Linked DNA regions of Homo sapiens: region 1 is linked to region 2. A link is an interaction called in ENCODE POLR2A ChIA-PET data of the cell type or tissue named here. Cell type or tissue: MCF 10A. All regions are shown on one strand. Each heading gives the region's core, and the rest is flanking DNA. Links, peaks and the distances in the headings are about the cores only.

What was found. Peaks named below come from ENCODE experiments on the same cell type or tissue, not always from the same donor. Only the 100,000 strongest peaks of a DNase experiment are listed, where the experiment ranks them.
Region 1: POLR2A ChIA-PET joins it to region 2 with 5 read pairs; 3 of 35 experiments call an interaction of 5 or more read pairs at or near these places.

The regions. Positions count from the first base shown.
Region 1 is chr20:51,256,720-51,261,105 of GRCh38, forward strand. No RefSeq gene overlaps it. Among named protein-coding and RNA genes, the nearest start is that of MIR3194, 190 kb to the right of the region's middle. RefSeq lists an enhancer at 1,581-2,780. In MCF 10A, for the core only: no CTCF peak of the experiment used is centred there; a DNase peak (open chromatin) is centred at 2,012.
Region 2 is chr20:51,016,966-51,021,351 of GRCh38, forward strand. All of the region lies in intron 1 of KCNG1 (potassium voltage-gated channel modifier subfamily G member 1), which reads right to left. Among named protein-coding and RNA genes, the nearest start is that of KCNG1, 3.9 kb to the right of the region's middle. RefSeq lists an enhancer at 3,783-4,346. In MCF 10A, for the core only: no CTCF peak of the experiment used is centred there; no DNase peak of the experiment used is centred there.

The DNA of each region.
Region 1 (4,386 bases), core at 187-4,186, 240 kb after region 2:
ACACAAGATGGAGTTGGTTAGGTCAGATCTCTTCTGTATCATAATTTTCTCACTGTTATAAGTTTTGCAAAGTCAGTTTCAACAGTTAATAAGCAGTGCAAGGTGGGGCTGTAGTTTTGACCTGCTTGGACTCTGAGAATATAGGAAAAATAAAACTCAGTTTCTCCTATCCTTGGCTCTTACAACACAAAAGGCTTCTGACACCAAATGTATGTGGGTTTACCCCCATACAGCAAGCAAATAACCAATTCTGCAGTGGACACCAGCTATGTGTCCTCTAATTCAGTTCAATTCCCACACTACCTGGAGATAGTGTCAGATTGCACAGGTTGAGGGCTGAGTCCCACAAGACTGTGCCTGCCTCACTTCAATACCAATTGCAAGCCCCTGGTGTTTTACCTTTGCTTGTGATCACTGGCTATAAATTGAGATTCCCCTCCCCCTTAGATTCGATTAATTTGCTAGAGTAGCTCACACATCTCAGGGAAACACTTACTTATGTTTACTGTTACAGGTAGTTAGATAGGCATGAGTGGGGCAGGAGAGGGCTCTCCCCATACCCACTAGGAATATCAGGTGATGGTCTGATGATTATCATTTTATCACTAAAAATGATCATTTGCAGCCACAGGGAGACACAATCTCCTGATGATCCACAACTATTGACATTGAAAGTGTTAACTGAATATAGACACCAGGGAGAAGAAACTTCCTGGGCATGCTCACTACGAGACAAGATGGCAAAGTATGATGTTCCAGGAGCTTACCACTGGGAAAGGGAAGAAAACCTCAGATGGGCACGCATACAACTTCCTAAACACACTGCACATGCTCAGTTCCCAAGGGTAGGGAGAACACTGCACGCATGCGGGTAGCCCACCCTAAGGAAAGAATCATGGGAAAGAGGCAAGCCTGGAAAGTGCTAGGATGGGCCGGGCGTGGTGGCTCATGCCTGTAATCCTAACATTTTGGGAGGCCGAGGCAGGCGGATCGTGAGGTCAGGAGATGAGACCATCCTGGCGAACACGGTGAAACCCCGTCTCTACTAAAAATACAAAAAATCCGCCAGGTGTGGTGGCAGGCACCTACTGTAGTCCGAGCTACTCGAGAGGCTGAGGCAGGAGAATAGTGTGAACCTGGGAGGTGGCTCTTGCAGTGAGCCAAGATTGTGCCACTGCACTCCAGCCTGGGTGACAGAATGAGACTCCGTCTCAGAAAAAAAAGAAAGTGCTAGGATGAAAGTTAAATGCTCTCTTCTCTCTTTGACCTTCAGGCACCCTCTTGGATCTCTTCTAAGTGAACTTTCCTTGCTTTCCTGTTCTAAAGCCTTTTTAAACAAACTTCCACTCCTGCTCTGAAACTTGCCTTGGTCTCGTTTTCTGCTTTATGCACGTCAGTCTAATTCTTTCTTCTGAAGAGGCAAGGACTGAAGTTCCTGCAGACCCCTACAGATTTGCCACCAGTAACTCGGGGTAACTCGGATCTCTTCCACCGCTAACGTTACCAGTGTATTACAAGGATATTACAAGGGATACAGATAATGAGATGCAGAGGGTGGAGTATAAGGAAGGGATGTGGAGCTCTCATGTCCTCTCCAGGCACCACCCTCCAGGGACCTCCATGTGTTCAGCTGTCTGAAGCTCCCTGAACCCGGTCCTTGTGGGGTTTTACGGAAGCTTCATTATGGAAGCACGATTCATTACCTTCTTGGCCTTGGTGATCAACTCAACTCAACATTCAGCCCCCTCCCCAGCCCTCCCCAGAGGTCCAGTTGGGTGGAGCTGAAACTGTCAACCCTCTAATCACATGGTTGGTACCCCCGGCAACCAGCCCCCATCCATAGTCTGTCCAGGATCCCCCTGCCATCAGTCAACTCATTAGCATACAGAAAGTCACTCATCCTCTTGGAGATCCCAAGGATGTGGGGAGTTGTGTACAGGGGTTGATGGGTCTGACTCTTCTCATCACCTGCTTCAGGGCAAGGCAAGGCTTGACTCAGGCCTGGGCAAGCACCGCATTCCATCCCCTGATTACAAAGATTCCATGGTGGGGAGTGGTGGGTAGCATGTGATCCAAACAAAGGAAGCCTGGTTCTGCCTCTTCTCTTGAACTTTTAGGAAAGAGAAAACCCATTCTTTCCATTGGACTTAAAGACATAAGCATGGGGCTGCTGGAGTTACCATAGTCAACTCCTGTCAGAGAATGAAACCTGCGGCAGGCAGAGCCACAAAGAGAGAAAAGACTGATTCCTGGAATTCTTGATGACATCGTTCACAATGCTGGATCCAGCCCCAACTGAAACCATTGTGAAACTGTCTCCACAGGGTTGACAATTGCATCCTGGGTTCTGGACAGAAATAATTATAATTAAGCATTCATCAGGCTGCCCTTAGGCCCACTTCCTTGTTACTAAAAGTCACTTAGCACTAGATACTGATCATTTGCATACCATTGTTCCTATAGGCGAGATCCCGGACATTAGAATCATAAGGCTTTTATTTAATTCAGATGTATTTCAGACCTGAATTCCAGCGACCAGTTTGAAGACCCCCAGAGAAGAAACAAAATCGGCTTTGCAAAATTATAGCTGAGGAAATTATGACAGTGAAAGAAATAAGACCTGACTGACTCCATCTTGCTTCTAACCTTTAAGCTGTCCTTGTTCATTCCTGGGCGTGGGCTAAACTAACTTTGGGAAGGAATTCAGTTCGTGGTTTGACTCTGCAACAAAATTGGTAACAGCCCTTTCCTGAAAAGACCCCCTTCTTGCCTGGGGTCTAGTTTGCCTTTCCAGGACTAACAAATTAGCTACAAGATTAGAAAGTACAGTTTAGGGCTCATGCAGCCTCTGGCTTCAAGAGTCTTAATTGCCCCAAATTGCTCCTGGAGAAAACATCACTATTGTAAAATCTAAGATCAGTGCCTGAGGTATTTTGCAGACCCTGCACTGGATGGATCAGCTGAACTGGCTCAACCAGTTCCGCCATCCCACCCAGGAACAGAAGACGGCAAGAAAACCTCCTTCGACCCCCGCTGATTCCATCTCCAACCTGACTAATCAGCTCTCCCCACTTCCCAAGCCTCTAACTGCCAAATTATCTTTAAAAACTCTGATCCCCAAATGCTTAGGGAGACTGATTTGAGTAATAACAAGGCTCTGGTCTCTTGCACAGCCAGCTCTGTGTGAATTACCCTCTCACCATTGCAATTCCCCTGTCTTGATAAATCGGTTCTGTCTAGGCAGCAGGCAAGGTGAACCCATTGGGTGGTTACAGAAAGGGATCCACGTGAGAATACAGCTTCTTCCTCTCCCTCACCCATGACTTCACCCTGCACTCCTCGACCAATCAATGATACCTGTACTTTGGCCTACTCCAAAACCTGAACCCCAGATTCCTAGGGGAGGTGGAGTTGAGGTTTTCTCCCATCACCTCATTCAATGACCCTATGATGAAACCTCTTTCTCTGCTGCAAGCCGGTGTCTTGGTGTATGGACTGGTTGTGTGTGTAGGGCAATGAACCTATTATGGTTACAATCACCTCCCCCTGGGTTTCTCAGTTATGCCAAACGATGAATTCCTCACTTTTCTGCAGCCAGTTAGAGGTGGCACCTTAGTCCCTTTAATTTCACTATGTCCTGGCTGCTACGCAGCTCTTTTTTCCAGATTTGCCTGATGTTCTGCCCACCAAACTAAGCTGCCCCCAACTGATGGCTTAAGCCTGGATTAAACTAAGCTACAAACAGCTGAATTCCTCGAGAGTGGCCAACCTAGCCTCTCTTGTGTGACAGACACTCAAGATTCAACCAGTGACACCTCTTTTATTTCTCCAAATTCACTTAAGGTCCAGTGTCACCCTCTTGGAGATCTCTCTGCCCGCTTCCCTGGATTACCTATGAGCCCTGGGGCATGGCAGGAAGGTGACCTGAGCAGGAGACAGCGCACTGAGATTTGAAGGATGAGTCTGCATTGTTCTTGTTACCGAACCAAGCTTGAGTCCACCCACCTCGGTGCAGCAAAGCCAAACCCTGACATCAGGATTTGCAGCGAGAGAAAGTGAGGCATTGATTGCAGGGCTCCAGGCAAGCGGAATGAGGCAGCTAATGCCTAAAACCTGAACTTCCCCATGGCTTACATTGTAAGTGTTTTTCAAGGTGAGGAGACAGAATTACAGGCAAAGTCATAAACTGACACATGGAAGTTGCACATTGGTTTAACTTAAAAAAGCAAAGCATCTCCAGCAGGGTCTACAAGTCAAAGGTGAATTCAAAGATTCTTTCATTTGTGTTTGATTAAGGAAGCAAAAGTTTTTCTAAAAAGTTGGGGTCAACAGAAAGGAATGTTAAGCCCTGGGCTCTGAATATGACTTCCTCCAGGCCTCTCGGGC
Region 2 (4,386 bases), core at 307-4,306:
CAGGAATCCCACTTCTGGGTATATTTCCCAGACCTGGGACCACAAAGGGTTGTGGCAGACATTGTCAGTAATAAATTATTTGCACTCAAATCCTTCACTCAGGGTTTGCTTCTGGGGAACCAGATGGAAGAGAGTAACAAACAAGGTACAAAAATGTGTGTTCTGTGTTGTTTATGGTACCAGGAGGTCCCCTAGCATCCATCCCCAGGGGAGTGGACAGGCAAGTCTTCGTAGAGGCAGATTATGGAAGCCTGCAGATTGCCCAGGAATCAGAAGCAATGGACTGAGTGGAGATTTAGCAACACATTTAGGTCTTAAAAACAGTGTGCCGAGTGGAAAAAGAAACAGAAGTTTCTAGCACTGTGCTATTTATGTAAATGAACACACACACATTACATATTTTACAAGGTCTCAAGCACATGTGAGGATCTATATTAACCACATGGAGGGTGCCTGGAAGGGCAGAGGAAGGGGAAGAAGCGCGGGGATTGGAACAAAGAAGAAAAATGAGTAAGATGAGACAGCCTGGCACAGGCCAATGAGGAGGCGTGCTGGGAAGCGGTGTGGTTTGTACAACTCTGGGTTTTAACCCAGGTTTAAAAAGAAAAACGAAGAGCACAGGAACGACAGAACCTTCTGAATTGCTCGGGGTGCTCGGTGGAGATACAGATTTCTGGGACCCTCCCTTCCCAGTCGGAATGTCTGAAGGGGAGGCCCAGGAATGAGCATGTTCACAGGCTCTCATGGAGATTCTGTGTGAGAGAGGGGACCGGGAATGCCTGGAGTTCTCCCAGGGGCTGGAGGCACAGGAGCTGCTCTGGGCTTTCACCTGGACTCCCCTGCCCAACGTGTCAATCTCCTAGAGGCTCTGGAAGGCTGTGAGTCCCGCTTCATTGGAGAAATGAAATCCCTTCTGGTTCGTGAGAAAAATCTTCTGCGTTGGGGCTGCCTTGATCAAATTTCCATTCAGGAGCCCAGAGATCCACTGACACTCTCCTCGCAATTTTTCTATCTTTCCTTTGAGGAAAAGGTGATGCTTATAAGCTATGGCTGAGGGCTGAGAACATACTTCCAAAGATAAATGATCATTGAGATCATAAGGCGTTCTGAGTGGCAGTTCTCACGTGACCACCCTGAGGTCAGCACATGACTGAGGGTACAGGTGCGGGACCTGTGGGGTGGGATTTGGGAGGGCGGAATGGGATGGAGTGAAGGTCCAAGCCAGGCATGGCTAGTCGTCCCTGCTGCTCCTGCTAATAACCCTGTGGCCTGGGCAGGCCATCACACCCACTGAGCCGCTGGCCTCTCTGAGCCTGCCTCCTCCCCTAGAAGATGGGGATAAGATTGCTGACCTCACGGGGCTATTATGGGGATCTGGTGAACGGAGGTTTGCTGCAGGGATGAGCAGTGTCACTGGGCCTCCTGTCCCCATGGCTACATTCCATCAGGGGCATGAAATGGTTCTACAGATGGTCCTGGGCTGACCCCAACTGCTTTCAGGTCTCTCTCCGGGGTTCCAACAAGCTGCGGGCCTCTCTGGACCCTGTTCTTTCTGTCTTATGCTCTCCGTCCCTCTTCCGAGTGGCAGCGGGGAATGCAGAGAGAGCGCTAACTGCACAAAGTGTTATAAATAGCAGCAACCACAGCCTCCCTCCACTGCAAACTCACTAAGTGCCAGGTGCTGTGCTAGGAGCCTTCATTGCCTGAGTCTCCATCCTTTCCTAAAAAGGTGGGCATTATCACTAATACCCCCATTTTACAAATGAAGAAACTGAGGCTCTGAGAAGTGAAAACTTATGTCTGGCAATAAGCGACAAAGCCAGAATTAAACTAGATCTGTGGGACTCCAGGCCGAACCTCTTTGACCCCTGCCTTTTACTGCCTCCTTGAACCACTTGTTCCTTTCGGGGAGCTGGTGTGGTGTCTCCACCCCTTGCAGTGAGTCAGGGACTGGGTTTCTAGTCTCTATTTCATATGGACGAGATTTTGGAATGTTTCTGAGGATGGGGAGAAGCAGGCAATTGTCCATGGCTGGGGAAACATATTTATCACTATTTATATTTGCAAGTGAGCAGAGTTAAAAAAAATCAACAAAACCCCTAGTTTTGCCAAACTCAGGGTTGCCATTTTGGCCTCTGGGAAGGAGATGTTGACGATGGAGGCAGAGGGTGGAGTCGTCTCCAGAAGCCCTGCTGATACCTTGATTTTGGCCCAGTGAGTCATTTGGTCTTCTGATCTCCAAAAACTATGAGATAATAAATTCAGGCTGGGCGCAGGGGCTTACGCCTGGAATCCTAGCACTTTGGGAGGCCAAGGTGAGAGAACTGCTTGAGTTCCAGAGTTCAAGGCCAGCCTGGGCAACATAGTGAGACCCTGTTTCTACAATTAAAAAATAATCAGCTGAGCATGGTGGTGTGTACCTCTAGTCCCAGTGACTCAGGAGGCTGAGGTGGGAGGATCACTTGAGCCCAGGAGGTCAAGGCTGTGGTGGGCCATGATAGTGACACTGCACTCCAGCTGGGTGATAGAGCAAGACCCTGTCTTCAAAAATAATAATAATAATAATAATAAATTTATATTGCTTTAAGCCACTAAATGTGTGCAAGTATGTGAAAGGAGGAAATTAACACAGCTTCCAAGGCAACTTTCCAGAAGGAAAGCATTTCTCTCCTGTACTCTGCAGGCTTTGGTTTCTCTCTCTCGTACCATGCCTCTCAACCTGTGCCATTCCCTCACTCCCAGTGGGTGTCTCGGGGACCCGTCCGTCTCTCTCCATGCCACTCTTTCCCAGGCCCTGCAGCGTTTCACTGCCAGTATAGCTTCATCTGTCAGGATTAGGGCTTCTGGCCGAGCCGACTCAGAGGCGGGTCAGGCTGCATTAATCCCCAATTAAAACGTTAATCAAAATGGATCCAACCATTAGCCTGGCCCGGGTCCTGGCATGTTAGATTTCCAAGAGCTGCTGTGCCCTGGTGGAGAATATATCTTTCTTAGCCACCTGCTGTCTGTTCTCGCCACAGTCCCACCACCCTGGGCCTTGGCCCAGCCTCCTGAAAGCTGGGGCCCAAGTTCCTGGGGAGATTGTGTGCTGGGAGCTAGGCTCTTCCCTCCATCCCTCCCTTGCCCCCAAATGAGAAAAAGTGCCAGTGTCCCTCCCCCCTATAAAAAAGACAGGCTGCCTCGGGAGCCTCCCTGCTGTGCTGCAGGCAAGCAAAATAACACCAAATGCACGTTTGCGTTTGCCTTCTTCTACGGGGAGGTGTTTGGGGACTGGAGCCAGAAGATCCTTTTCTCTTTGCCTCCTTGTAGCTCAAAATTAAGCAGAGAAGCAGGCTTGGGGGAGCAGTGGGGACCTCAGGACGGCAGGAAGGGAGACACCTGCTTACCAGAGTCCTCTGGAGGGAGAGCATGATCGGACCTGCCCGGGGAGGTGTGGGTATGAGAGTGAAGACTCACCTCAGGGCAACGGACAGTCTTAGGCACAATTCAGATCCTATTTGTAGCAAAGTCACTTCATTTCTGATTTCGTTAATCAAATACAGTCTGCTGGATGATAAAAATGGTCCACAGCAATGGAGTGCTTCAGCTAGGTTCTTCGCCTCTCCCTTTTTATTAATTCTATTTAGAGGGGCTTTACCAGCTGCCATTTTTCACCCACAGGCTCCATTTCTGGGCTTAATGCAACAACCAAGGGTAGATTCCTGTACCCCTAGACCTCTGGCAACAGGCAATGTTGACTCTTCATCAACATTGGAAAGCAGGGTGGAGAAAGGACAGCCGAGCCAAGGTACCTACTGCGGCTCCAGGAGGTGAGTTCCTCGGAGCTGGTTTGCGTCGCTTAGCCCTGCATCCAGCACACATCTCTTTGTTCTTCTGTTTCCTGAGGCACCTCCCTCACCTCTTGCCAGAGCCCAGCTGTGGGTCTGGTGCAGAGAATTCAAAGTGGTGCTCAGATCTGCCCCAATCAGGCTCCAGGACAAGCTTCGGGAAAGTCTTTGGGGATGGGGAGAAGCAAGTAACCTCTGCCTCCCATGTCACATCTCCCTCCCAGAGGCCAAAAAGGCAACCCAGAGTTTGGCAAAACTAGGGGTTTGGTTGATTTTTTTACTCCCAAGGTTTGACAACCCAGGCTGTAGGCTGCGGGCCTGGGCTCTCAAGTCTCAGGAGAAGAACCTAGGTTGCCTCGTTTCCAGTGTGCTTGCAGTTCCCTGCAGGTTAGGAGTGTGTCCCAGGACAGACATCTTTCCCGTGGAACGGGCTGGCTTCGAGAATGACTGAGGAGGGTGATCCCCAGGGGCCAGCGCTTGCCTGTTTTTCAAACACACCTTCCCTCCTTCCCCTCCTATCAGGCGACTCTGCAGGGCTCCAAAAGCCGGGGGAGGCACA